Linked DNA regions of Homo sapiens: all the other regions are linked to region 3. A link is a loop called in an ENCODE intact Hi-C map of the cell type or tissue named here. Cell type or tissue: PC-9. All regions are shown on one strand. Region 1 has its middle 19 kb from the start of STOML1. Region 2 has its middle 31 kb from the start of LOXL1-AS1. Region 3 overlaps LOC283731 (a long non-coding RNA gene). Region 4 overlaps CCDC33 (coiled-coil domain containing 33). Region 5 holds the start of STRA6 (signaling receptor and transporter of retinol STRA6). Region 6 overlaps CCDC33 (coiled-coil domain containing 33). Region 7 has its middle 29 kb from the start of GOLGA6A.

Region 1 (4,000 bases), 150 kb before region 3:
GGAGGCCGAGGTGGGTGAATCACCTGAGGTCAGGGGCTCGAGACCTGCCTGGTCAACATGGTGAAACCCCATCTCTACTAAAAATACAAAAAATTAGCCAGGCATGGTGGTGGGCACCTGTAATCCCAGCTACCAGGGAGACTGAGGCAAGAGAATCACTTGAACCTGAGAGGCGGAGGTTGTAGTGAGCCGAGATTGTGCCATTGCACTCCAGTCTAGGCAACAAGAGCAAAACTCTGTCTCAAAAAAAAAGTTTTTCTTCAGTAATAAATTAGCCTTAGCTTTCTACAACTTTATGAACTTTAAAATTTTTTTTAAACTTTTTGACTTTTTATAATAACACTTAGCTTAAAACACAAACACATTATGCAGCTATACAAAAATATTTTCTTTTTTTGTATCCTTATTCTATAAACTTTTTATTTTTCAATTATTTTATTTTTACTTTTAAAACCTTTTTGTTAAAAACTAAGACACAAATACACACATTAGCCTAAACCTACATAGGGTCAGGACCATCAATATCACTGTCTTGCACCTCTACACCTTGTCCCACTGGAAGTTCTTCATAGGCAACAACACGCATGGAGCTGTCACCTGCTATTGCAACAATGCTTTTTTTCTTTTTTTTTTTTTGAGACAGAGTCTTACTCTGTCGCCCAGGCTGGAGTGCAGTGGCACGATCTCAGCTCACTGCAGCCTCCACCTCCAAGGTTCAAGGGATCCTCAAGCCTCAGCCTCCCAAGTAGCCGGGAGTACAGGCACGCGCTACCATGCCCAGCGACGGGGTTTCGCCGTATTGGCCAAGCTGGTCTCGAACTCCTGACCTCAGGTGATCCACCTGCCTCGGCCTCCCAAAGTGCTGGGATTACAGGCGTGAGCCACCACGCCCAGCGGACAATGCTTTCTTCTGCAATCTCTCCTAAAGGACCTGCCTGAGGCACTTCTTGAAGAAGTGTCCGTCTTTTCAGAAGTATGTCCATGGTGGTTTGCCAAGTTTGTTTCTTTCTTCCGTCATAGATTTGCATGAGTAATGCTTTGTGTCAGCTAAAATGTTACATCGGCTATGACGTCACTAGGTGATAGGAATTTGTCAGCTCCATTATAATCCTATGGGACCGCCATCGGATACGCAGCCCATCACTGACCTGAGACGTCGTTATTTAGGGTGTGACTGTACTTTAAGAATGCAAATGAATACCCAGGGAGGGCTGAGAACGCGTAGGTAATTACACCATAAATGAATTACTCTTAGCCAAGTAATTTCCAAGGCAAACATACAAAAATCACCTCGTGTTACCTGACAGTGCTATGTTATATTTAACGTAAGAAATCTGTGTATTTTAATATTTAATAAGGTGTGGGAAGGAACTTCCAAAGGTAATAGCATCTGGTCCTAGCAAGGTCTTAAAACGCCGTTTGATTTCAGAATGCCTCATTTTGTAGATTTAATCCAGAATCTGCAGTTTCTGGCGACGCAGTAGTCCGTCTCCCCCAGTTTCTCCTGGCCAAAGCCTCCCACCTTCCTCTCTACCCCCACAACCCTGTCAAGCGCACCTGGACCAGGTACAACAGGGGTGTGTGTGTGAGTGTGAGTGTGTGTGTGAATGCATTTGGGAAAGGCTAGGCAGGGTGAATATTCCCTAGACCCCGCTCTTCACCGTCACTCTACTACAGCAGCTCACTGCCCTGCCCCGCCCCTCCCCGGCCCTGGAAAGCAGCCTCTGGAAAGAGGAAACCAGCTATCTCCCGTGTTGCCACAAGATGGCACCACAAGCTCGGGACTGGCTTTCTTTGCGTTCCCGTCAGAAAAAAACGAGAGCTCTGACCTAGGAGCCGAGGCTCCCAGGGAGACCTCTGGACGCCACTCCCCGGGCTGCTTCTCCTCCTCGGGGTGACTCGGGCCCTCTGGAGTGACCTGCATAGCTTTGTGGTTCGGGCTCCCATGGGGCCCAGAAGCCAGCATGGAGACTTAGGGCTTCTCTTGGGCCACTTTTCTCCTCATACCCAGCATGCAGACCAAGGTTGGGGATGAATTCTGAACGTGGGGCAGAGTCCCTGTCCCCAGAGCAACTCTGAGAGCACCTTGCCCTTCTTCCCAGGGCACAGGCACCAGCCTTCCTCCCCAGCTCAGTCCCTGCTTCTTTCTAAGACAGGTTCTTGCTCTGTCGCCCAGGCTGGAGTGCAGTGGTGCAATTATGGCTCACTGCAGCCTCGACCTCCTCCTGGTGAGAGGTGACAGCGCGCCTGCAGCCCTCGCTCTCGGCGCCTCCTCGGCCTTGGTGCCCACTCTGGCCGCGCTTGAGGAGCCCTTCAGCCCACTGCTGCACTGTGGGAGCCCCTTTCTGGGCTGGCCAAGGCTGGAGCCGGCTCCCTTAGCTTGCGGGGAGGTGTGGAGGGAGAGCCGCGGGCGGGAACCGGGGCTGCGCGCGGCACTTGCTGGCCAGCGCGAGTTCCGGGTGGGCGTGGGCTCCGCGGGCCCCGCACTCGGTGCGGCCGGCCGGCCGGCCCGCAAGCCCCGGGCAGTGAGGGTCTTAGCACCTGGGCCAGCAGCTGCTGTGCTCGATTTCTCGCCAGGCCTTAGCTGCCTTCCCGCGGGGCAGGGCTCAAGACCTGCAGCCCGCCATGCCTGAGCCTCCCCCCAGCTCCGTGGGCTCCTGTGCGGCCCAAGCCTCCGCGATGAGCGCCGCCCCCTGCTCCATGGAGCCCAATCCCATCGACCACCCAAGAACTGAGGAGTGCAGGCACACGGCGCGGGACTGGCAGGCAGTTCCACCTGCAGCCCCCGTGTGGGATCCACTGGGTGAAGCCAGCTGGGCTCCTGAGTCTGTTGGGGACTTGGAGAACCTTTATGTCTAGCTAAGGGATTGTAAATACACCAATCGGCAGTCTGTATCTAGCTCAAGGTTTGTAAACACACCAATCAGCACCCTGTGTCTAGCTCAGGGTTTGTGAATGCACCAATTGACACTCTGTATCTACCTACTCTGCTGGGGACTTGGAGAACTTTTGTGTCTACACTCTGTATCTAACTAATCTAGTGGGGACATGGAGAACTTTCGTGCCTAGCTCAGGGATTGTAAACGCACCAATCAGCACCCTGTCAAAATGGACCAATCAGCTCTCTGTAAAATGGGCCAATCGGCTCTCTGTAAAATGGACCAATCAGCAGGATGTGGGTGGGGCCAGATAAGAGAATAAAAGCAGGCTTGCCCAAGCTGGCAGTGACAACTCGCTGAGGCCCAGTTTACGTTGGCGAAGCTTTGTTCTTTCACTCTTTGCGATAAATCTTGTTGTTGTTCACCGTTTGGGTCCGCGCTGCCTTTATGAGCCGTAACACTCAACCGCGAAAGTCTGTAGCTTCACTCCTGAAGCTAGCGAGACCACGAACCCACCGGGAAGAAGAAAAAACTCCAGACGCACCGCCTTCAGAGCTGTAACACTCACTGGGAAGGTCTGTGGTTTCAGTCCTGAGCCCGTGAGACCACAGACCGACCAGTGGGAAGAAATTCCGCACACATCTGAACATCAAAAGTAACAGACTCTGGATAGGCCGCGTTTAAAAACTATAACACTTACCACGAGCATCCGTGGCTTCATTCTTGAAGTTAGTGAGACCGAGAACCCATTAATTCCCGAAACACACTGGGCGCAAATCTTCCCTTCTCAGTTTTCCAAGTAGCTGGGACTACAGGCGCCAACCACCATGCCTGGCTAATTTTTTTTGTATTTTTAGTAGAGATGGGGTTTCACTGTGTTAACCAAGATGGTCTCAATCTGACCTCGTGATTCACCCGCCTCGGATTCCCAAAGTGCTGGGCTTACAGGTGTGAGCCCGCACACCTGGCCACCAGTTATTTTTCAATTGTTCTGTTTCCCTGTTCTTGCCTTACTAAGAAAGTAATTTTGAAATGACCGATCCGTTCTTTGTTTTTTGTTTCTGGTTTCTTCAGCTTATTCTGTCTGTAAAACCTGCGTCCTCTGCTCCGCTCCATGAAGA
Region 2 (4,000 bases), 170 kb before region 3:
TAAGGGTCAGGAGAGCAGCCAGATGCTGGGACCCAAGGGTGCCTGTGACACACACCACCCTGAAAGTTGCAGCTGAGCTTTTCTGAGAAGGATGGCAAAGTCCTGGAAAAGCTTTAACGACAAAACTCAACATATGGAAGGCAGAGGAAGCAGGTAAGGATTCTGGTCTCCTTTTATGTGAAATAGCTTTAAAAAAAACTTTTTCAAAATCACGTTTAATATGCGTTGAGCCCCCTGGCTACCAGGTGGGAAAGTCAAAGTCCTGAATCATTTACTCCCACCCTAGACACCTTGAACTTCAGAACTTCAGAGAGGAGTCCTGTGGTCTTTAGTCCTCCTGGTCACCGCTCCCTGGCTGATTCACTCTCCTCCAGGGGCGGTGTCTCCACTTCCTGCAAAGCTTGGGCACATGGGCAGCCATGTCCCTCGAGGTTCGCCACCTCCCCAGGGCACTGCCAGGAGGCACTGTCCTCGTTACTAGCAGAGCCAGAGCCACCACCACAACCATAGCCACCACCTCCCCAGCCCAGGGAACTCTCCCAGCCTCTTTCCTCGGCCTGTCTTCACTCCCTTCTAACTACTCACTCTTTTCCTCTTCCTCTCTGGGGCAACCTTCCATCATCCCTGCCATGTGCCTTGGTTCAAGGAATCAGCTTTGGATTCTGGCCCTTAAGATGAGGAGTCACAAGTACCTCCTAGGAATGAGAAAGAGGAAAAGACCTAGCAGGGGAATGCCAATAATATTAGTGACACTCACTAATTTCTTCAACACTTAGCCATGGGCCAGGCCCTGCTCTAAATGCTCTACAAAGGTTAAGCCCATTTAATCCTCACAAGAACTCTATGAGGGAGACACTGTCATTCCCATTTTGTAGATGGACAAACTGAGGCACAGAGAAGTCATGTGACTTGCCCTAGTTCCGTCAGCTAGTGAATGGGAGAGCCAGAATTCCAACACAGGCACATTTCTGGAGACAGGGCATAGGTTCCTCCAGATCCTCAAAGGCATGTGGGACCAGGAAAGAAGCCATAGGTCTGTGCTCTGAAACATGGCAAGAACACTGTTCAAACCATCCCATCATCTCCTTCCTCCACGAGTCCTCTAGAATCATGTGTGGCTCCTGGAAACCGCAGCTTGAAAAGGATTGGTGAGAAGCCTAATTCCTCCTAGAAGTAGTGTGGTAGTGTAATTCAGACTTAGATTGTTCTTTATGGGTGAGAGAGAGGGCAAATTACAATAGATAAACTGGCTGGGTGCCGTGGCTCATGCCTGTAATCTCAGCACTTTGGGAGCCTGAGGTGGGTGGATCGTTTGAGCCCAGGAGTCTGAGATCAGCCTGGGAAACATGGTGAAACCCTGTCTCTACAAAATACACAAAAATTAGCGGGGCTTGGTGGTGCACGCCTATAGTCTCAGCTATCTGGGAGGCTGAGGTGGGAGGATTGCTTGAGCTCAGGAAGTGGAGGTTGCAGTGAGTTGAGATTGTGCTGCCGTACTCCAGCCTGGGCAACAGAGTGAAGCCCTGTCTCAAAAATAAATAAATAAATCATCGGCTAGTCAACAAAATATTAATAGAAAAATATGGGATTAGAAGGGATAAGAACACAGCCATGGAGATGACTTTTGAAATTGAAGAAACTAGTGCATGCTTATAAATTGGAGTGTCCCAACATTAAATAATAATTTTCTAGTATTTCTAAATTGCCAAAATTGACTCGAGTGAAAAGCACAAAAAGACCAATTACCACAGAAGAAAATTTAAAAATTATCATCTCTAAGAAAGACACCAGCCCTAGGGAGTTTTAGCATGAGTTATTTCAAACTGGAAGAACAGTGAATTTCTGTGTTATGTAAACTCTTCCAGAGCATATGGGGAAAATGCTGAATTGATTTTATGCTTCTGAATTGATTTTATTAAGCTAATCCTAACACCAAACTCTGATAAAGATTGCTATCCTGCGCCACCCACCCTCACGCTGATAACCACAGACCAATTTTACTCCTGGCTGTGAATACAGAAGTCCTGGATAAAATGCCACCAGTGGAATCCTGTACCATTGTAATACCAGATGCAGCCCGTGTTTGGCATGCTTTCCCCTCCACCAGATGTGTGCTAGGGCAAAACTGGAACCTGATATCTGGGTCCAGGCAATTTGGACACAACATTCACTTCTGTGGTCCTAAGCGCCCCCTCTCAGGAAGCAAAGAGTAAAATGAAGCAGGTGTCCAAAGCTTGCAAATATGCAGAAAGGCTACAGCTTGGATTACTGCTGTTGACTGGCAACATAGTTAACCACAATATCCTGTTAGAGTGATCATTCATCATTTCTTTTTTTTGTTTGTTTTGAGACTGAGTCTCTTTCTGTCGCCAGGCTAGAGTGCAGTGGCGCTGTCTCGACTCAGTGCAACCTCCATCTCCCGGGTTCAAGCAATTCTCCTGCCTCAGCCTTCTGAGTAGCTGGGACTACAGGTGCCTGCTGCCATGCCCAGCTAATTTTTTTATTTTTAGTAGAGATGGGGCTTCACCATGTTGGCCAGGCTGGTCTCAAACTCCTGACCTCAAATGATCCACTCGCCTCGGCCTCCCAAGGTGCTGGGATTACAGGTGTGAACCATCATGCCCGGCTGTTATTTCTTTTCCTTGCTGAGAAGTTCTTAAGTATTTTTTGTGCTTTTTTTCCTTTTTATGGTAGGTGGCTACCTTCTCTACCTTTTCCCTGCAGGGTTTGATAACATGATTGAATAAGCAAGTCCTAATAAATGCCCTCTTTGCTGTATCAACATGCATACCCCCGAAAACTTGGGAAACAGTGCCTGTCGTGCCCTGGGAAACCGAATCCTGGGCCCAAGGGACATGATCCAGCTGGTAGTGCCCCTGTGCCAGGTGAGAAAAAGAGACCTTGCCCTCTGCTGGAGTTGCAGCAGCCTGGGAGCTTCTCAGCCAGGGAACAGATCATCGCTGCAGCTGGAGGACACCCTATTTCAGATATGTGACATCAGAGGCCATCTCATTTCTGATTCACAGCCATTGCCCCTTCCACTTCTTCACAAAAATTCAAGTATATTAAGAAATACATATTTTTTTGAGACGAGGTCTCACTCTGTCGCCCAGGCTGGAGTGCAGATCATGGCTCACTGCAGCCTCGACCTCCTTGGGCTCAGGCAATCCTCCCACCTCAGCCTCCCAAGTGGCTGGAACTAGAGGCACGTGTCACCATGCCTGGCTAATTTTATTTATTTATTTTTTGTATTTTTTTGCGGAGACAGGGTTTCGCCATGTTGCCCAGTCTGGTCTCAAACTTCTGAGCTCAAGTAATCCTCCTGCCTCTGCCTCCCAAAATGCTGGGATTACAGGCATGAGCCACAGTGTCTGGCAAAGAAATAATCTGCATACAGCAAAATTTACCCTTTTTAGGTGAACAGTTTGATGAGTTTTGACAAATATATGCAGTGATATAAATACCCCCACAGTGAAGATGTAATACCTCCATCACTCAGGACTTCCCTCTTGCCTCTTTGTGCTCCGTTTTCTACCTCCCACCTCCAGCCCCCGGCAACCACTAAGCTGTTTTCTGTTTCTGTAGTTTTGTCTTTTCCAGAATCTCAAATATGTGGAACCACATAGTATGTGGCCTTCTATATCTGGCTTGCTTCACTTAACATAATGCTTTTTTAATTTAAATTTTATTTTTATTTATTTATTTTTGAGACTGAGTCTCACTTTGTGGCCCAGGCTGGAATGCAGTGGCGTGATCTTGGCTCACTGCAACCTCCGCCTGCCAGGTTCAAGCAATTCTCCTGTCTCAGCCTCCCAAGTAGCTGGGATTACAGGCACACACCACCATGCCTGGCTAATTTTTTATATTTTTAGTAGAGGCGGGGTTTCGCCATGCTGGCCAGTCTGGTCTCCAAATCCTGACCTTGTGATCTGCCTGCCTTGGCCTCTCAAAGTGCTAGGATTACAGGCAGGAGCCACCGTGCCAGGCCTATTTTTCATTT
Region 3 (4,000 bases):
TTTGTTTTGTTTTTTGTTTTCGTTTTTGTTTTTGTTTTGAGACAGAGTCTCACTCTGTTGCCCAGGCTGGAGTGCAGTGGTGTGATCATGGCTTATGGCTGCCTCGACCTCCTGGGCTCAAGCGATCCTCTGGTCTCAGTCTCCCTCCAGAGTAGCTGGGACCACAGTTGTGTGCCACCACGCCCAACTAATTTAAAAAAAATGTAGAGATGAGGTCTGACTATGTTGCCCAAGCTGGTCTTAAACTCCTGGGCTCAAATATTCCTTCTATCTTGGCATCCCAAAGTGCTGGGATTACAGGCATGAGCCATCTTGCTCAGCCATGTTCCCCTTTGAATGCAGGAGTATCGCCTCTTCCAGGCAGGAGTTCCTCTTATTCAGTGAGACAAGCACAGACCCAGATAATTACATGAGCTGCCACTGGAAGAGCTGCTGTTAATTTTGATGGCAATAAAAGGCCTTGCCAGTACGTTAAGCTAATTTCATGAAAATGCTGGGAGGAGGGTCATGGGCTGGATCCCAGATTATTAATAATGTCGAGCTTCATTTGAACCATTCAGAAAATTCCTCTCAGTTGCCTCCAGCAAACTGCAACAGGTTGCTACTTTCCTCTGAAATCAACAGTCTTCTCATAGGCAAATGTGGATTTTTTTGTTTTTCCCTAGAAAATAATTAAAGTCACAAAGTCCAATAAATACTTAAACAGAATGTAGTTTTAATTAAAAACCTTCCACCAAGTCTGCAGTTGCGGGTCTCTCTTTGCAAACAGGCATGCTGACAAGCATCAGTCTAAGTATCTGAAACTAGAAACCTTTACAAATAATAATAGTAAATCTGGTTTCTACATATACCCATGGTGTGTGTGTGTGCAAAGGGGGTGGTGGTGGTGAAGAGGTCTGGGGGCAGAGCCAAGGTGCTCCCCTGTGGAGGAGGCAGGACACAAGCCTGTAGGGGTGTGTGCAGCAGAACCTTTTATCAAACTTGTGTCCCACTCTGCAAGGCAATAATAATGGCTAATTCAGCTATTATATAAAAAACGTATCTCAAGTACTGAGCACTAAGTGTCAGGTACTAAGTGCTTTGCGTACATTGATTCATTTAATCCTCAAGGTGACCGAAAAGCATAGGTATTTTTTTTTTTTTTTTTTTTTTTTTGAGACAGAGTCTCGCTCTGTCGCCCAGGCCGGAATGCAGTGGCACTATCTCGGCTCACTGCAACCTCTGCCTCCCGAGATTCTCCTGCCTCAGCCTCCTGAGTAGCTGGGATTACAGGCATGCACCACCACGCCCGGCTAATTTTTGTATTTTTAGCAGAGACGAGGTTTCACCATGTTGGTCAGGCTGGTCTCGAACTCCTGACCTTGTGATCCGCCCGCCTGGGCCTCCCAAAGTGCTGGGATTATTACAGGTGTGAGCCACCGCGCCTGGTCAGTACTCTTATTTATGCCTTTTTTTCTTGAGGCACAGAGAGGTTAAATAGCTTGGCTAAGGACACACAGTCAGTACATAATGGAGTCTGACGCTAGGACCTGCCCGCCTGACGACTACATAGAACCTGTACAAGGAAAGGCCGGAGGAGGGAGTATAAACAGGGCCTGGCTTCCCTGAGGAGTGATCTTTCGACTGGAAATTAGAAAAGGAAAGCAGCTTCTTGAGGGTGTGGGGCTGGAGAGAACATTTGTGTGTGTGTGTGTGTGTGTGTGTGTGTGTGTGTGTGTGTGTGTGTGTGTGTGTGTCTGTGCGCGCAGAAGCTGAAAGATGGGAAGTAGTGAGTGTTCAGGGGCTTCTGACTGGAGGGCAGCCTTGGGGAAGGTCTCCGCAGCCTTAACCGGCTGCTATGCTGGGGATGTTTGATGCCCATCTGGGCCCCGGCTTTCTTATTCTCAGAGGCCCTTCCCACATCTTTAGGCAAGTCCATTAAATCCTCCGCGTGCCACATTAAAATACAAGGGCAAGTACAACTCTGAGTGCAGTTGCAACAGAATCGTTTGCACAATGTCGCATGTCTTAAACATTCAATCAAACATCGATTACTTCCAATTTTGCAGTTTTCTTTGCCCCTGTTAGCGCCAACAGATTTTTTTTTCCAGATCTCAGACATTTATTTTAATAGGCCCCTGACAAAGTCATAAGACTCAGAGAGAAGGGAGAGTGGGAGAGGTGTATAGGAAGGTTTTGTGCCAGGGACTAGTCGCTCAAGAATTAGGAGACGCCCTGGGCACTGGAAACTACGCAGCGCGAAGTAGGGACAGCGCCTGTGTTGTGTAGTGGACCAGAGGTTGCTGATACCTGGGACATAGACTGGGTGGGCACGGGAAGTAAAGCCTCGGGACTTTGGTTAAGCGCGCCCCACTGGCGTATCGCGCCGCGGGACTGCAGAGCCGTGAGCAGCGGTCGCCTTGGTGCAGGGTTCCAGCCACATCTTCCTCGCCCAGCCAGCACCCTCTGCCGTTGACCCGCCTCTGCGCCCGGCAAGCGGCTTCCAGCAGGGGGCGCGCGCGGACCAGGCTTGGGCCCTAGAACAGCGCGGATGGAGTCGCTGGAGCAAGTCCCCAGATCCAACCGGTTTCAACCCTCCCCACCCTCCCGACGCTCCGGGTTCGCGACGTTGAAGTTAAGGGTCGATCCGCAGAAAGCGGCCAGGGGCTCCAGCTCTCCATTCCTGGGTCTGTCTGGGGTCGGCTCCAGCCTGGTTAGAAGCCTTAGTCTGGATTCGGCAGATTCTGAATCTGGGACCCTCTGCGCTAGCGGCTTGGAACCTTGTCACCCTCCCCTCCCCCACCCCTACTTCCACACACCTGATTAGTTGTCTGTTTCTTTAATGATCAAAGACGTGGGCGGCGGCGGGATGAGGTCTTGGTTCCCGGCTCCACAGCCCTCCCTAACTGTCATTATTAACGTTATAAACATTAGACCCGCTTCTGCGCGCCGGACGGCGCCGGACGAGGTGCGCGCAGTCTTCTAGCTGAGCTCGGAGGCAGATCCAGAAGTCGCGGCTCCCACCCCAGGCCTCGGCGGACTCTGCCTGGGGCGACTCGGGCTCCAGCCCTGCCCGGGCGGGCACTGGGCTCTCCAGGGTCGAAGGCAGGGGTAAGGGGCGTCTTTCCCCCAGGGCAGCCTCCGGGAACAAAAGCATTTGCTGTAGAGTGAGCTAGAGCCTCCGGGCCCGCGGGAGTCAGCTCCCGCCCAGGGGTGGTCACCGCGTCCTTAACCACCCCAGGAGCCCCGTCTCCCTGCCGAACTCCTTGGCTTCTGCAACCCTGTCAAGACAGCAAGGAAAGGGGGTCTTCCCTGGTCCTCGGGCCCCGAAGTTTCGGGGTTGCTTATAGGACGGGTTCCTGCAGTCCAGGGAAGCTCTGGGCAGATAGCGAGCCCATTCTCCCTTCCATTACCCAGATTCTGCCTCCCTGCGGAAGGCAAAAAAGAAAGAAAGAAAATAGGTAAAAACCGGCGGAGGGCCTTGAGCCTCCCCGCCTGGCGCCCCTCACTCAGTCCCGAAAAGTCCCCTGGACACGCCATGCCGGACCGGACTCAGCTCCCGCTGCTGGGCCCCTGCCTCCAAATATCCTTCCCAGGCACAGGCTCCCAAGACCGCCCCCTCAGGGTTCCCAACACCCGGACAACTGCCCAAGACGCCGCTCCCCGCCCCCACCCCCACCTTGTTCGGCAGACAAAGAAGGGTGTGCTGGCCCCGCCGTCTGCCTCCTTCTCCCGACCCCACAAGGCCTAGAAACCTCAGGGACTCACCCCGGGCTAGGGACCCAATCCTGGCTGTCCCACCACAGGATCCCCGGCAGGGACGGGTCACAGTGCTCTCACCCCTCGACCATTTTCGAAGACACCTTCCCTGAAAGGCGCCTTGCGCCCTCCCCATGGGTCGGCGGGGGGGGACTCCAGGCCCGAGCAGGCGGTGTGAAGTTCTGTGTTCTGAACTGGGGCTGAGCAAGATGCGATGGTCTCAGCCCGCTGGGCCGCCCGTAGCGACGGCAGGAGTAGGGGA
Region 4 (4,000 bases), 180 kb after region 3:
AAAGATAATTCCGTACAAGGGTCCCTGTGCTCAAGAAGTCCCAATTGAGCAGGGAGACACATCAAGAATGGCTGGAGGAGGATGTGGTCAGGACTGGGGCTCAGGGTCCTCAGGAGATTGTGGGAGCACAGAGGGGGTCTACCTAATCCTAACCCCCATCAACTCCCACCCCAGGCAGTGCACACTTTCTACAGAATGCCAGGGTAGTCTGCAGATGTCACTGTGATAAGCAAGAGAGAAAAGCCAACCAAGCATCAGTGGCGGTTAGCATGAAACCATAACAGATCTTTGATTTGTTGGTGGAAGGGAAATGAAATTCCTCTTGTTCCTGCAAGAGGAATCTGTTGATCTGTTGAGTGGGAATTACTAGTTAGTGTGTGTGTGCCTGTCTCTCTCCAGGCCTGGCCTGGGGTCTCACCAAAAGGCACTGTGGGGCCCCAGGGCTAGTCCCTTCCCTGTCTGGACCTCAGTTTCTCTATCTGTATTAATGGAGCGAATGCCTCCCTCCAGTGAGGGATGAGAAAGTCTTAGCGGTGTGGAGGAAAGAATGGATGGGATAGGTGGACTAGAGGACTGGTCAAGTCAGGGCCTGCCCTAAGTACCCAGAAGATCAGGCTCAGAGGAGATGAGAACGAGGTCACTCCGGGCAGAGGCCACCCAGAGAGAGAGAAAATTTACTGCCGAGAGAGGGTTGGGCAGGAGGAGCATCAGGAGACATGGAGTCAGTTCTGACTTGAGGAGTCAGCCTGACTGACCCCTCCCCTCCTGGGCCTCCGTCTCCCCTCCTGTGGAGTGAGGAGCCTGGTCTTGACAATTTCCTCTTTCATCCCAGCAAACAAGGCAGGCAGAGGTGGGACAGCCTCCTGGCGCTGCTCCTTAGTGAGATGGCCGGTGCTGCCAGGTCTTGCTGTCCATCCTTAATTAAATGGTGGGTGGGCGAGGCAGGAGTGGAGCACTCTCGGTAACTAAAGCCAAGATGATGAGGCCATAAATTGCTGAGGGCTTGAATCATCGATTGGTGAGGGTGAGGTGGACTATAGAACCAGGAGCGACTGGGAGAAAGAGTTGCTAACCTGGGAAATGGGGCTTGTCCCTTCTGTGCTCTGCAAGCACCAGCCCAACCTTAGTACTCATTTTAATAACACTAAGTGTTCCCATCAAGATTCACTGAGCTCGTACTCTGTACCCAGAACTTCGGTCACAATCTCATGTAATCCTCACTCCAGACTGAAAAGGAACATACAATTATCATCCCCACTTTGTGGGAGAGGAACCTGCTGATAGCACAATAACCCTCCCAGGGCCACCAGACAAGACCGAGGGGGAGTCTTGGTCCAACACAGGTTGGGGGTCTCCAGCCTAGCACTTGAGCCTTGGCCGAGCCTGGTGACTTGGAAGTCAGGAGCCTGGTGAGCTTAACTCACCATCTTCCCAGCCTATCTGGGAGGAAGAGCTGCCTCAGTTTCCTAGTAAACACCAAGACAAGCTCTGTGGCCTCAGGCCACCCCCTGCCGAGTTCCACCTGGAACATTTGAGAGTATAAGCAAGGCCTACATACCATATGTCCAAACCCCAGTAATCAAAATATAAATCAAGCAGAAGCTAGCAAACTCCTAAATATGTTCCATTCCTCTACCTCAATAAATACACCTTATGAACAACCTCAAAGAATTCTCAGCTTCCACACTGGCCCCTGGCAGTATGGCGAGAGCCACTCCCAGGCCCCCACCCCTCAACCCCACCCATCCCCTTTTCTTCTCACACAGCTCAATTTCAGTCCCACACCTATGAGACTCTGTGGGCTCTCTCGAGTGCATAAGGGTATACTGCCACCTTCAGGAGGACAGGCCCTGGAAGCAGGGGAGTGCCAGGATCCCAGTTACCCAGGGTGAGGTCTAAAGCGGGCACGGGCTCTAGGTGGGCACGTCCCCCTTGGGACCACTGACTCCTCACCCCATGGGAAGGGTTGTACCCCGAAGAGGGCCAAAGCAGGACCTTTCAACCCACGGGGCCCAGGGCTGGAGCCCCTCTTGTCCAGGGCTAAAGGCAGAACTGTCCCTCCCCCAACCCTCACCACTAGCTTGGTGACTCTATCAGGGTGCACTCCTGAGTTCAGATTAAATGTTTTTCAGTACAATCCAATTTCTTCCTGACACACGGACTAGAAAAGCCCAGTCCATGTGTGCAGACAGACAGACACACACACACACACACACACACACACATTTGGTGCTAAATATCCAATCAAGTCCGCAGATAATAGAGACCAGCCAGTTCACTCCCAGTTTAATCAGATAAAATGCTCATTCATCGGCTCCTGCCAGAGCTGCCGTCCCCTCCTTAGGGCGGAGTCGAGGGGGCGGGGAGGGCCTGTGGGGGAAGGGGCTGAGACCCGAGTGGCTTGAGCATGTGGGCTGCGCCTTTAAATCTTCAAGGAGGGGGGACAGCGTTGCCCACGGGGGACTAATTATCCTTCAGCCTTTAGCCAGCTCTTACTCAAACAGACAAAAGGGGGCTCAGCATCTCTGGTGGCACTAAGCCTCTGCAGCAGAATTTTTTTCACTCTCAGATATGCAAATCCACCTCCACAGGGTGGACCCTGGGGTTGGGCTGCAGAGGGGCTCGGGGATTTGGAAGGGCCAGGAAGAGCAATGACAGCTGGACCCTCTCAGAGGACTAGTTTGGGACTGGAGGCATCTCACTCTTCCTCCTCAGGCTGGGTAGGGAGCCATTCAGTAGGGAGCTGCCACGCTGGTAGGGAGGGTCCTGTGGAGGCCAAGATGAAGACCTCACCCTCCTGCCTTCTCCTGTATGTGGGTGGGGGGGCTCCTGTGGAGGGCCAGTGGGCTCACTCAGAGAGCTGGCTCAGGATCTGGGAGCTGACCGTCCAGATGGGGCCCTCCTGCCTACCTCAGCCTTCCTCCTCCTAAGACACAGCCACCAGGTGACCTGTCCCAAGCCCAAATCTAGACATGCTACCCCCCGCCCTGAACCCATGCATTGTTCCCTTGCCTGCAACAGGAGCCCCTCAGCCTGATGGGCCCTGGGGCTTCTGAAGCCCCTGCCTCAAGCCTTTACCTGAACCCAGAATATTCTACCCATGCTCAATGGCAGTGGTGCCTCCTCCCAGCTCCAGGCCTGTGTTCCCGGCTCACTCCACCTTGTACCCCTCGCCCACCTCCACACCAGGTGCCTGGCGTGCAGTGGGTGCTCAGTAAGTGTGTGCTCACTGAATGCACAGAATGCCCTTCCTGAGCAGCTTGGTGGACCAGGGGTGGTCTGGATCACAGAGGTGTTTACCTCCTACTCGGCTCCCAGCCAGCACCTACAGGAACCTCAGTCTCTTTAGCTGGGAAAGGGGGACAGTGCTAGCCCTTATCCCCAGGCTGGCTGTGAAAACCTCACAGTGCCTGGAGCGGCTTCTGTGAGCCATGAAGAGCTTCTGGCGCCTTTTTTTCCTACAGTGGGGAGTGAAGAGTACAGTGTAGGAGAGTGCAGAGGGTCTGGGAACAAGCTTCCATCTCTCTCGGTCCCTCCAAGACCCACATCTTACACCACTATTGGCCACTCCTTCAGGGAATCTATTTATCCACTACAAATGGATCTGTGCCCCACCCGTTCCAGACCCCCCAAGTCCTCCACCAGCCATCTCAACAGAACAGCCTGGACTTTAAGTATGAGGGGAACTTAAAAACTCTGGGAGAAGCTAGCGCAGTGGCTCACACCTGTAATCCCAGCACTTTGGGAGGCTGAGGCAGGAGGATCACTTGAGACCAGGAGCTTGAGACCAGCCTAGGTAACATAGCGAGATGCCGTCTCCACAAAATTTTTTTAAAAAATTAACCAAGCATGGTGACACGTGCCTGTAATACTAGCTACTTGGGAGACTGAGGTGGGAGAATTGCTTGAGCCTAAGAGGTTGAGGCTGCGGGCAGTGAGCCATGTGCCCGCCACTGCACTCCAGCCCGGATGACAGAGTGAGAACCTGACTCAAACAAAA
Region 5 (4,000 bases), 76 kb after region 3:
AAACCCCGGTAGAATGGACCCAGGCAAAGCAGCTGTGGCTGGGTTCTCAGGCCACCCTGGGGCGGGCTGCCTTCCTGCTCCCACCCTCACCTGGGCTGGCCTGAGCACTTCTGCTAAAGGGAATAGGCTCTCCTCATCCTCTGAGACCATCCAAAGACAACAAGGGTGCTTGTTTCCTCAGTGACTTCTCACCAGGCTTTCTCCCTTTGGTTCTCTGCCTTCCCCGAATCCCCCAGCCTGCCCAGAGAACTTGACACTTGGAAACACCACACCCAAATGCTCACCACAGAGACCAATAACCCCTTGAAGGGAGGTCTGCTTGCCTCAACTGCTCTCAGCAGCTTCTCCATCCTGGCTATGGGCCAGAATCACCCAGGGAGCCATCCCTGCAGATCTGAATCATCTGTATTTTTAACACGTCACACATCATACCTAAGGTGACCAGCCTTAGGTGTCTTAACAGCAGGGTGAGGGATGTTGTTCTCATGTAACAGAGGCAGAGACTGAATGAACCCCAGAGAGGCTGTGACTTGCCCAAGGTCACACAGCAAATGAGTGGCAGAGCCAGACCTAGCAGCCCCTGCCCAGGAGCTGCTCCCTGGCCAGTTGCAACCTCTGCCATCACCCCATTCTGATGGCTGACAGAGTGAGGTGGGGTGGTTCCACACTTACCCCTCTGGCTGGAGCTCCTCGCCCCCCTGGGGCTCATCGATGTACCAGCTGCCATAGGAGTAGTCCTCTGTGGCCCCGGGGGAGGTCTGGTTCCCTGCTGGCTGGGACGACATTCTCTGGCCCTTCTCCTTTGACCCCAGGCGAGAGAAAAAAAAAGCCACTACAGATGTGAAAAGAGGCTTAAAAGAGAAAAAAAAAGAAAGAAAGACGGAAAACCCAAACAAAGAAACATTTCTCTTTAATCCTGAAGGTTACTTTCTTACTTTTAGCTCTCTGGGAAAAGCCCGTCTGGGACTGAGGGCCTGAGCAAGCTGGCACGGGAAGAGGACAGGGCCTCTCGTGTCCCCTCCTCCCTTCCCGCCCATCGCACTGGTCCTGCAGAGATAGCTGTCCCCTTGGGGCCCCGGGGCTCCCGCTGGCGCATCTGTCTGACCAACCACCAGCAGGCGTGTGTTCAAAGGACCATTTTCAAAGAAGGCTTGTCCAGTCTGAGCTGCCTAAAGAGACGCCCCTTCCTTCCCCTTTCCCAAGCCCACCTAGACAGACCCACAGACACACCAGAAGGGAGGCCCAGGGAGGAAGGAGTTGCAGAGATGAAAGGGTAGGCAGCCCACGGCCAGCTCCGCACTGCCTGCCTGGGCCCTCCCAGCTGGGCTCCCTTGAGCCCCTCCCCCAGCCTCAGCCTGCCCCTTTCTGGCCCCTTTGGGCCTCGGTGATGGAAATACACCATAATCCTTGACAAAGCCCCCCTCCTGGGGGAGGAGGCCCCAGCACCATTGGCGGCCTGAGCCCTGCAAGGGTGTGGCCAGGAGCCACCCCCACCCCCGCACCTGACTTCACACACATACCTGCCTTCAGCGCCTGCCCCAGAGCTCCCAAGCCCCTGCCCGCCACATCTGCAGTGCCGCACACAGACAGGAGACCAGCATTACAGCAACAACCGAGTGAGACGGACCGCTGGGGCTGGGCTGGGGCGGAGGCAGGGAAGGGGAATCTGTCCGTTTCTTCTCCTAGGGTTTCCATGAAGGAGGCAACATGTGTCTCATTGGTAAACCCTTTTTGTTCCTACAAGTTGATTTCACAAGGAGATAACTCACCCCCACAAGGCGGAAATTAGCTCTTTAAACACAAACCAGACCCACGGGTAGGCAAGAGGAGCCCCGCCTGCCTCCTGCTCCTCCTGGAGTGAGGTTGAGGGTGAGCAAGGGAAGGTCTGGGCCAGGGAGGAGGGCTCCTCCGCATTCTCCCTCCCCAGGAGCAGGACCCTGCCCCAGCCTGGAGGAAGGGGCGAGAGGCAGAAGAAGGTAGAAAGCAGTTCTCAGGCCACTGTCCCTGGTGGAGGTTTAGGCCCCTAAAACTGTGAGGGTCTCTGTCCTTCCAATACCCTACAAGGGGCTTCGGCTTGGACCCTGTCAGCTAAGGCAGTCATTCAACAGCTTTTTTAAGAAGACATTATTCATTTAGTCTTTTAACTTAAATTTATTGAACACACACTATGTGCCAGCACTGTTCTGAGCCCTGAGGCAGGAGAGATGACAGTTCAGCGGGGACACAGCCAGATAACTAAATCCCCTCCAAAGTCTGAGGGTTACAAAGGGAATCACAGGTTGAGCTGGTCTGTACCATGGGAAACCAAATTTAGTCCAAGAGCATTTGGGGATGGGGGGAGATTCCTGAAGAAAAGAACCTTTCCGTGGTGATCTGAAGGGCAGGGGAAAGTCCGCTGAGCAGAGGGTGGCAGGCTCAGGATGGGGATGGGGGTGGGGGAAAGTGTGTTCCCCACAGAGGAAACAGCACGGGTGAAGTCTCAGAGTAGACAGGGCTTGAAATCCTGGAGGCTCTCTTTCAAATTCCCAAGCCTGCAGGGCAGGATTAGGGGCTGAGCACCCTGCTAGCCTGAGTTCCTCCCCCTTCTTCCCAAATGGCCCTTCTTGCAGGAAGAGGGCTCTGTTGCTCTCCACCATCCCACAGAGATATCAGCATCTGCTGACTCAGAGCTGAACCCGAGCTTTATTTGATGTAATGAGGAGCCCACACTGGCCCTTCTGATCCCAGGGATGCGGGAAACTTGCCTTCCAGGCGCGAGTGTGAGCTCCCGGAGGGCGGGACTCTATCCCTCCCACCCCTCCTCCTGCCTTCCCCTGATGCTCAGCGCCTGGCCCTTGGGTAAGAGGGACTTCAGAAATTGAGCTTGGCAAAGCCATTGCTTGTTCTGGCGGCCAGTATTCATTTGTGGGCCTGTCCTATACAGGCGGCTGCTGTGCCCTGAGGTTCACCAGCTGGGCTTCCCAGAGTCCCCGTGCCCACACCAGAGGCCAGCAAGCCCTTCCCTGCTCAGGGGTCTCAGACTGTTACCTTAGGGAGCAGCCAACTCCCATCTGATTTTAAATCCACCTCCAACCATTGGAGTCCAGTTCCAGACAGGGAGCCCACTCCCTCTACAAGGCAGCAGTGTCAGGGGTTAGACATCCTTGCCTATCAGAAACCATGCCCTTTGGCCAGGTGTGGTGGCTTACACTTGTAATCCTAGCACTTTGGGAGGCCGAGGCAGGTGGATCACCTGAGGTCAGGAGTTAGAGACCCAGCCTGGCCAACAAGGCAAAATCCCATCTCTACTAAAAATACAAAAAATTAGCCGGACGTGGTGGCGCACACCTGTAATCCCAGCTACTAGGGAGGCTGAGGCAGGAGAATCGCTTGAACCCAGGGGGCAGAGGTTGCAGTGAGCCAAGATCGTGCCACTGCACTCCAGCCTGGACAAAAGAGGCAAACTCCATCTCAAAAAAAAAGAAAGAAAGAAAGAAAAGAAACCATCCTCTTCCTTGGAGGAAGCCTAACTCTGCCTTCCCCAGGCTGGTTTGGCAGCGAGCAAGATGAGTCAAGGCCTGCACCAAATGGAACCTGATGTATGGTAGGGCTTAGGGGAGACAACACCAGAGGGGAAGTGAAGTGGGGGAAGAGAAGAGAGACGGGAGTTGGCTGTTTGAGACAAGGTGGTCAGGGAAGGCCTCACTGAGAAGGTGGTGTGTTGCTGATACCAGAGGGGAGAGAGGGAGGTACCAGTTGGGCACTGTGTTCATCTGTTTCGCATTGCTGTGAAGGAAAACCTGACTCTGGGTAACTTAGAAGGAAAGGGGGTTTATGTGGCTCACAGTTCTGCAGGCTGTGCAGGAAGCAGCACGGCACCAGCATCAGCTTCTGGGGAGGGCCTCAGGAAACCCACAATCGTGATGGAAGGTGAAGGGGGGTCAGGCAGGACACTTGGCAAGAGAGGGAGCAGGAGAGATGCCAGGCACTTACAAATAGCCAGCTCTCACATGAACTGATA
Region 6 (4,000 bases), 200 kb after region 3:
AGCGCAGCCTCTCCCACTGGGCTATGCCCTTGCCGCTTCGATATCCCACCCAGCCAATGAGGCTCTCAGTCCTCCCTCGCCTGCCCTCTGGTGGTGATGAGGTTCCAGAGTGAATGGAGGGAAAGAAAGAAGCTTGTCCTCATGGCCAGTGGGTTCTATTGTCCTTCAGTGGCTGGGAAGGGAGCTTGGCTGGGTGGGCAGTGGCAAAGAACTGAGAGGCCAGGGTCCCAGTGGCATTGGCCCGTGTGTTTCTGGGAGTAAGGGGACTTCTTAGCCATGGTGAGCCCCAACCCCTGGGAAAACACTAGTCCCTTTCAGCAAATTTTCAGGCACAACCTCCATCCTCCCCGACTTGTCCCTGAGACGGCCCCTCAGAACTGGGCTTTTGCTCCCTGGTCTCTGGAACTGGAGGAGGCCAGCATCAATTTGCCAGCTGAATTTTCCATTGTATTTTAAAGAAATGTGGTTAATTCGCTTTATTTTATTTTATCTTATTTTATTTATTTATTTATTTTTGAGATGGAGTCTTGCTCTGTTGCCCAGGCTGGAGTTCAGAGGCACGATCTCAGCTCAGTGCAACCTCCGCCCCACCCCCGCCTGCCCCCCAGTTCAAGCGATTCTCCCACCTCATCCTCCCAAGTAGCTGGGATTACAGGCATCCACCACCATGCCTGGCTAATTTTTGTATTTTTAGTAGAGATGGGGTTTCACCATGTTGGCCAGGCTGGTCTCAAACTGCTGACCTCAGGTGATCCACCTCCCTTAGCCTCCCAAAGTGCTGAGATTACAGGCATGAGCCACTGTGCCCGGTGTACTTTTTGTATTTTTAGTAGAGAGGGGGTTTCACTGTGTTGGCTAGGCTGGTCTTGAACTCCTGACCGTGAGTGATCCGCCCCCCTCGGCTCCCAAAGTGCTGGGATTACAGGCGTGAACCACCGCACCGGGCCAAGAAATGTGGTTAATTCCCTTTAAAAGTATTGGGAAATTTAGATTAGCCAAGAGAGACCTCTCTGACATTCAAAGGACACCTACAGGAGTTCTGTTTGGCAAATCTGGCAGGAGCAGGGTCTGGGTCAAAGGATTTGCCTGAGTAAGTCAGGGAGGCAGGGAGGCCCTTCCCTGCCATCAAGGTCTTTAGGAGCTGAAGGGGGAGCATGTGCGTGGCCCTTGGCAGATGAGGAGTGCCAGGCTGGTGTAGGCGAGAAACAGCTTCTGGGCAGAGGTAGGGAAGGCTTTGAAGATAGGGGCCCAGAAGGCTGGGCCCATGGGTGGAGTGGCCAGGGCTAAATTCTGAAAGGGGGTCTAGCTGTGCTGAAAGAGGTGGAAATTCAAAGTTGGAAATTTACCATGAGGGCCAGTGGGAGTCATTGGAGGGGTCTGGAGGCCAGAGAGGATGTTCCAGTTACCTATTGCAATAACAAACTACCCCAAAATGTTATCATTTAAAACGATAATTTTTTCTTTTATTATCACATCTCATAGCTTTGTGGGTCAGGAACTCAGCCACGGCACAGCAGGTCTAAGTCCTCAGCTGGGACGACCTACGGGCAGGGGCGGGAGCAGCCAGGGCTGGGTGGGCCTCGCTCTCTCCCATACACTTAGTTTGGGCTTCCTCACAGTCTCAGGGCAGCAAGGAATTAGCAGCTAGCAGGGAAGAATTGGGGTTACTGCAAGATGGGTCTCATCCCAAGCCCCTGTCCTCACCACTCAGCCCCAACATCTTCCCTGGAGCTAACCCAGGATAGAGGCCCCAGGTTCAAGATTCACTGAGTGACTTCAGGCAAATCTCTGCACCTCTCTGGTCCCAATATCAGAACTTGTGAGATGGGGGTTCCAGGGCTAGAGGTCTTGGAAGGCTGGCTGGACCACCTGGAGGAAGGACATGTGCTCCTGGAACTGGGGAGAGAGACAGCTCCGCACACACCTTCCCCACAATATGAGCTGTGGGCCACTCAGGTTGGCCTCATCCCACCACAGGCTGAAGCTGAGTGTCTGTGGGAGGCGGCTGCCCTCTGCTGACTGCAAAGGCAAACCACATGCAGATGGCCTGGGCCTGCCAGCGATGGATCCTGGGGATCCGGGGAACCCTGAGATTGGGTGGCCGCCCAAGGAAGGGGACAGAGGAGAGGGTGTGTGCCTGGTCCAGCAAACCCACCCTCTGCACCCACTTCAACACTAGCCAGACTGCCACCCACACTACCTCAGACCCAGCAACCTGTCTCAGGCCTCCTTCTCTGGGAGAGTGAAGCCCCTCCCCGCTCCTACCCCTGCTCCAGCCCATACCTCCCCTATGCATCCCTCCCTCTTACCTTCTAAGTCTCCAGGAAATCCTCTCTCTCCACCACTATGCCTCTCCTTGACCCTGTTTTCCTAGCTACCTTTGACCCTTCTCAACCTCACTGTCCCCTCAGACCTTACCCACAGCACCCAGCATTCAGAGCACTGGCCAAGGTCACTTCCTCCAGGCCACACCAAGAGGCTCCCTCTGCAGATCCGGAAACTGCTAAGCCTTCTCTCCTTTTTCCAAAATTCTTTTAAATTGTGAAATGTAACCCATTTCACAATTTAAGAAAAATTGCATTGAACATATAGAACATAATTATTATAAATTATTATATAGCAAATGTCCATGAAACCACCACCCAGGTCAGGAAACAGCATCACCAGCATCCTCACGCCCCTCATGCCCCTCCCAGCCACACCCCTCCTCTCCTGGATGTAATCACTCTGCCAGCTTTCTGTCCTTGCTTTGCTTCTTTATTTTTTTATTTTTTAATTATTTTTTTTATTTTTGGGACACAGTCTTGCTCTATCACCCAGGCTGAAGTGCAGTGGCATAATCTCAGCTCACTGCAACCTCCGCCTCCCGGGTTCAAGTGATTCTCAGGCCTCGGCCTGCCAAGTAGCTGGGATTACAGGCACCCGCCACCACGCCCGGCTATTTTTTGGGCTTTTGTGTAGAAATGGGGTTTCACCATGTTAGTCAGGCTGGTCTCAAGCTTCTGACCTGGAGTGACCTGCCTGCCTCAGCCTCCCAAAGTGCTGGGATTAAAGGGTTAAGCTGCCGGTTGGTTCACGCCTGTAATCCCAGCACTTTGGGAGGCCAAGGTGGGCGGATCATGAGGTCAGGAGTTCGAGACTAGCCTGACCAACATGGTGAAACCCCGTCTCTACTAAAAATACAAAAAAAATTAGCCCGGCATAGTGGCAGGCGCCTGTAATCCCAGCTACTCAGGAGGCTGAGGCAGGAGAATTGCCTGAACCCGGGAGGCGGTTACAGTGAGCCAAGATCACACCACTGCACTCCAGCCTAGGCAATAGAAAGAGACTCCATCTCAAAAAAAAAAAAAAAAAAAAAAAGTGTGAGCCACTGTGCCTGACCTGCTTTGCTTCTTTATACTGTCGCTACCTGAGCATGCCTCTCGAATCACTCTGGCCTAAATTTTCTATTTTTACCTTCATGGAGAGGGCACCGTGACATACACATTGCTTTGCACACGGCTCTTTTGCTCACCTTGATGTATGTGAGGTTCACCCACATCATGGTTTCTTATTGCTCTGAAGTATCCCGCTGTATGGGTCTCCACCTGCCCCTATCTCTGCCCCATAATTCCTCACTCACTTGCCAGTTCTTTAATGTTTTTATGAAGGTGAGTTTTGCTTTGTGTCCCATTCAGACCATCTCTAGCGGCGGGTTCATCTCCATCATCCAAGCCGCAAGACTCAAGCGGAAGGTGGTTGTCCTCCTTTTGAAGCCCTCTTGCCAGCCTGCTCTCGCCGCTTTTCCTCCTACCTCTCTGGCAATTGCGCTAGTCCTGAGAGCTCCTCTCCTACCACCCCTTGTCCTTGAACCCCCTCCTCACTCCACAGTTGCCAGACGCTGAAAATCTGCTCCCTTCCCAAGGCTCCAATGGAACCAGGGCTGTCCTGCCACCTGTCCCCCACCAGGATTCACTCCAGGCTTGATCACCATCAGCCACTGCTGGCCTCCTGCACCTGA
Region 7 (4,000 bases), 73 kb before region 3:
GCCCCACGTTCTGACAGATTTTGTTTATCAGACAAATTGCACTTAGTCATGCTTCATTCATTTTTCTCGGAGACTTCCCAGGTTACATAGACCTGAGATAATCTCCCCATCTCGCCGTCACCCCCCACGAAGTCACTCCATGTTTCTGTTTGCAATACAGTCTTACATGGATCAATATTAGATTTTCATGGTGCTCTTTGCATTTTGCAACTATTGCTTAAGCTGGAGACCCAAAACGAGCACTAGCTTTAGAGTCAAAGACTCCTGGATTCCAGTTTCAGCTGAGAGACTGTGAGCACATCGCCAGCCCACTCTGATCCTGTATCCTATTTGTACAATCACCTATTTCCCATCAATTGCAAGGCTGGAAAGAAAAGTGCCCACTCTGGCCAGTACACGGTAGGAGCTTAGTAAGCTTAAGCTCTCTTGCTTCCCCACTACCCTAAAGTGTTAGGGGAAAGACAGATGTGGGGAATGTCACCTGGGAAGCTCCAGCTGTATGCTTCACAATCCTACTGAGAGGTGACAGCCTGCTGGCAGCCCTGGCTCGCTCTCGGGCCTCCCCTGCCTTGGCTCCCACTTTGGCGGCACTTGAGGAGCCCTTCAGCCCGCCACTGCATGGTGGGAGCCCCTTCCTGGGCTGGCCGAGGCCAGAGCCGGCTCCCTCAGCTTGCGGGGAGGTGTGGAGGGAGAGGCGCAGGCAGGAACCGGGGCTGCGCGCGGCGCTTGTGGGCCAGCGCGAGTTCCGGGTGGGCATGGTCCGCAGGCCCAGCACTGGGAGCGGCCAGCGGGCCCCGCCAGCCCCCCGCAAGTGAGGGGCTTAGCACCTGGGCCAGCAGCTGCTGTGCTCGACTTCTCGCCAGGCCTTAGCTGCCTCCCCGCGGGGCAGGGATCTGGACCTGCAGCCCTCCACGCCTGAGCCTCCCCCCACCGCCCCGCTATGGGCTCCTGTGCGGCCGGAGCCTCCAGGACGAGCGCCACCCCCTGCTCCATGGCACCCAGTCCCATCGACCACCCAAGGGCTGAGGAGTGCCTGCGCACGGCGCGGGACTGGCAGGCAGCTCCACCTGCGGCCCCCGTGCGGGATCCACTGGGTGAAGCCAGCTGGGCTCCTAAGTCTGGTGGGGACTTGGAGAATCTTTATGTCTAGCTAAGGGATTGTAAATACACCAATCAGCACCCTGTCTCTAGCTCAAGGTTTGTAAACACACCAATCAGCACGCTGTGTCTAGCTCAGGGTTTGTGAATGCACCAATGGGCACTCTGTATCTAGTTACTCTGGTGGGGGCTTGGAGAACCTTTATGTCTAGCTAAGGGATTGTGAATGCACCAATCGGCACTCTGTATCTAGCTCAAGGTTTGTAAATGCACCAATCAGCACTCTGTGTCTAGCTCAGGGTTTGTAAATACACCAATCCACACTCTGTATCTAGCTAATCTAGTGGGGACATAGAGAACTTTTGTGTCTAGCTCAGGGATTGTAAACACACCAATCAGCACCCTGTCAAAACGGACCAATCAGCTCTCTGTAAAATGGACCAATCAGCAGGATGTGGGTAGGGCCAGGTAAGAGAATAAAAGCAGGCTGCCCCCCCCGCCCCCCCCCGCCCCAGCCAGCAGTGGCAATGATGCTTAGATTCCCTTTGACGTTGTGGGGGTTTGTTTTTTTTGGTCTTTGAAATAAATCTTGTTACCGCTTGCTTTTTCAGTTCACGGTGACTTTATGAGCTGTAAGGCTCACGGCGAAGGTCTGCAGCTTCACTTCGGAAGCCAGCGAGACCACCAACCCCCCTGGAGAAAGGAACAAGTCCAGAAGCACCACCTTAAGAGTTGTAGCACTCACGGCAAATGTCTGCAGCTTCATTCCTGAGCCAGCAAGACCACGAACCCCCCAGAAAGAACAAACGCCCACCACCAGAAGGAACAAACTCTGGACACGCCGCGAGGCGTGTAACTGTAACACACACCGCGAGGGTCTGTGGCTTTATTCTTTAAGTCAGTGAGACCAAGAACCCACCATTTCTGGACACAATGCCAATGAAAATTCTGAATTAGGCTTCAGTTTACCATCTACAAAATGAGACAGGACAGGAGTGGGTAGGAAGAGGAGCTTGGCTTTGTTAGTTTAAAGTGGGCTGGTCTGATTGTGTAACGCGGGCTTTTGTTGGCTCCAGCCAACTCCCCAGGCAGGGCTTCACTTGCTCTGAATGTCTTTTGGCCAAGTCCATGGCTGTCGAGGGTTGGGGTGGGGTGGGGAGGCGGCGTGGAGGATAGTGGGGTGGGGGTGGAGGAGGGTGGGGGTAGAGGGGGGTGGGGGTGGTGGAGAAGCAGTTCCCCCATGTAACCTGCAGGTGGCACCAGAGCAGCGCAGGATCGTGGGTTCCGCTCCAGCCTTCCAGGAGACCCAGGCAGGGCGTGGTAGGGCGAGGCAGAGGTGGTGCAGAGCGCTCAGCTGCGCAGCAGCATGAGCGTGACTACAGATCAGGCCGCACCGTTTAAAATGGATACATGGGTCTTCTGGCTAACTTCCTGTCTTTGGTAGGGTGATCATATGCTTTATCATCCAAATCCAGACACTTAAGAGAGTGAAAGGGGCACTATAATAATTGCACGAGGACAGCAGACATAACTTTAGCTGTACCTTGCAAACCAGAACATATGGTCACCCTACCCTCCGGTCACTTTTTCTTCTTTGTTTCCATTCTTTTAATTTTTTTCCCTTTTAAACACACAGCATTATCTTTCCCTGAGCACCATTGTCTTTGCAAATGCTCTTGCAATCGGGATATTTTTGACCTGGCAACATGCATATTCAGTCTGAACAGTCTCTCTGAACCTACCCCAAAACCTGGTTTTAGCTTCCAGGCAGAAGACTCTGTTCCCTGGCTTGCAACCCCCATGACTCAAGAATGAAAGATGTCAGAAGATGTCACAGGTGGGACAGTGGCTCTTATCTCAATTTTGGTGCCTCTTTGCTAAATGTATTCCTGTAATTTTTTTTTTTTTTTGAGACGGAGTCTCGCTCTGTCGTGCAGGCTGGAGTGCAATGGTGCAATCTCGGCTCACTGCAAGCTCTGCCTCCTGGTTTTATGCCATTCTCCTGCCTCAGCCTCCCAAGTATCTGGTACTATAGGCACGCGCCACCATGCCTGGTTAATTTTTGTATTTTTAGTAGAGACGGGGCTTCACCACGTTGGCCAGGCTGGTCAGAAACTCCTGACCTCAGGTGATTTGCCCGCCTCAGCTTACTAAAGTGCTGGGATTACAGGCATGAGCCACTGTGCCCGGCCCTATTCCTGTAATTTTGTTCTGAGTGCTCATTTCCTTCGTCTCTTTTAATTTACGTATATTGGTTTATTGAATTGCAAGTAGACAAGTCCCATTAAGCAGGATTCTTGTATTTCCAAGATCATCTCATTACTCCATTCAACCCCAAATTAGCATGCCATTTATCCCCTTGTTTCTGAACCCTCTTCACTTAATAGTCTTGAAAACATCCATCCATTGCAAAAAGGACTCGAACTGTTTTCACGTCCATTTTTAGTTGATTCATTGATATCCAAGTAATGATTTGTCTAGGGGAGTCATTAGTAGAGAACTGTGCCGTTAAATTTAGTTTTATAGTTGGATTCTGCTAGTTAATATCTCTCTCTTGTCATTCTCACATTGCAACAAATGACTATGGTTCCTGTCTTAACCTAAAATCCAGGTTAGAAATTTGGTTTTATCTGAATAAGATATTAATAGATAATGTGAGAAAAATAATTTACTGAAACTTTTCTCAGCTAAGAATGACACTCGTCGTCATTAAGCAAGTGGAAAATTGGGCTATAAATATATAAACTCTTAAAATATTATGTTTAGAGACAAGGTATTCCTTTTTTTTTTTTTTTTTTTTTTTTTTTTTTAGTAAAGCATATTTGCTATGGTTGGAATGATTGTGTCTCCTTTAAAATTCATACTGGAACTTAATCCCCAATGTGATAGAATTAAGAGGTGG

Evidence for each region. Hi-C counts contacts between places; a loop is a spot of excess contacts. Peaks named below come from ENCODE experiments on the same cell type or tissue, not always from the same donor. Only the 100,000 strongest peaks of a DNase experiment are listed, where the experiment ranks them.
Region 1: a loop joins it to region 3, with 9 times the contacts of the local background. A loop is called at or near these places in 42 of 110 quality-filtered maps.
Region 2: a loop joins it to region 3, with 6 times the contacts of the local background. A loop is called at or near these places in 4 of 110 quality-filtered maps.
Region 4: it touches region 3 in a loop (10-fold over the local background); 102 of 110 quality-filtered maps call a loop at or near these places.
Region 5: it touches region 3 in a loop (5-fold over the local background); 4 of 110 quality-filtered maps call a loop at or near these places.
Region 6: it touches region 3 in a loop (11-fold over the local background); 87 of 110 quality-filtered maps call a loop at or near these places.
Region 7: it touches region 3 in a loop (9-fold over the local background); 23 of 110 quality-filtered maps call a loop at or near these places.

The regions. Positions count from the first base shown.
Region 1 is chr15:73,971,350-73,975,349 of GRCh38, forward strand. No RefSeq gene overlaps it. Among named protein-coding and RNA genes, the nearest start is that of STOML1, 19 kb to the right of the region's middle. RefSeq lists an enhancer at 1,855-2,064. In PC-9, a CTCF peak has its summit at 1,821; a DNase peak (open chromatin) is centred at 1,772; H3K4me3 peaks cover 433 bases.
Region 2 is chr15:73,957,077-73,961,076 of GRCh38, forward strand. No RefSeq gene overlaps it. Among named protein-coding and RNA genes, the nearest start is that of LOXL1-AS1, 31 kb to the left of the region's middle. RefSeq lists an enhancer at 1-863. In PC-9, CTCF peaks have their summits at 2,157 and 2,465; DNase peaks (open chromatin) are centred at 375 and 2,295; H3K4me3 peaks cover 379 bases; H3K27ac peaks cover 2,708 bases.
Region 3 is chr15:74,125,218-74,129,217 of GRCh38, forward strand. It overlaps LOC283731 (a long non-coding RNA gene), which reads right to left. Exons shown (of 3, transcript NR_152622.1): 1 at 3,748-4,000; 2 at 2,799-3,407; 3 at 1,156-2,516. It also overlaps a transcript of ISLR2 not described here. Among named protein-coding and RNA genes, the nearest start is that of ISLR2, 3.4 kb to the right of the region's middle. In PC-9, CTCF peaks have their summits at 2,488 (motif pointing right) and 2,693; a DNase peak (open chromatin) is centred at 2,514; H3K4me3 peaks cover 833 bases; H3K27me3 peaks cover 308 bases.
Region 4 is chr15:74,306,163-74,310,162 of GRCh38, forward strand. All of the region lies in intron 11 of CCDC33 (coiled-coil domain containing 33), which reads left to right. Among named protein-coding and RNA genes, the nearest start is that of CCDC33-AS1, 12 kb to the right of the region's middle. In PC-9, CTCF peaks have their summits at 1,867 (motif pointing left) and 2,067; a DNase peak (open chromatin) is centred at 1,809.
Region 5 is chr15:74,201,483-74,205,482 of GRCh38, forward strand. It overlaps STRA6 (signaling receptor and transporter of retinol STRA6), which reads right to left and starts at 1,305. Exons shown (of 19, transcript NM_022369.4): 1 at 1,231-1,305; 2 at 673-800. The coding sequence starts at 785. It also overlaps a transcript of CCDC33 not described here. RefSeq lists enhancers at 1,466-1,635, 1,577-2,210, 3,696-4,000. In PC-9, a CTCF peak has its summit at 1,611; DNase peaks (open chromatin) are centred at 419, 1,089, 1,679 and 2,699; H3K4me3 peaks cover 3,241 bases; H3K27ac peaks cover 3,287 bases.
Region 6 is chr15:74,320,753-74,324,752 of GRCh38, forward strand. The region is part of intron 11 of CCDC33 (coiled-coil domain containing 33); the gene reads left to right. Among named protein-coding and RNA genes, the nearest start is that of CCDC33-AS1, 3.1 kb to the left of the region's middle. RefSeq lists a silencer at 1,986-2,105. In PC-9, CTCF peaks have their summits at 93 (motif pointing left), 2,014 (motif pointing left) and 2,223; a DNase peak (open chromatin) is centred at 2,029.
Region 7 is chr15:74,051,850-74,055,849 of GRCh38, forward strand. No RefSeq gene overlaps it. Among named protein-coding and RNA genes, the nearest start is that of GOLGA6A, 29 kb to the right of the region's middle. In PC-9, a CTCF peak has its summit at 2,415; a DNase peak (open chromatin) is centred at 2,412; H3K27ac peaks cover 477 bases.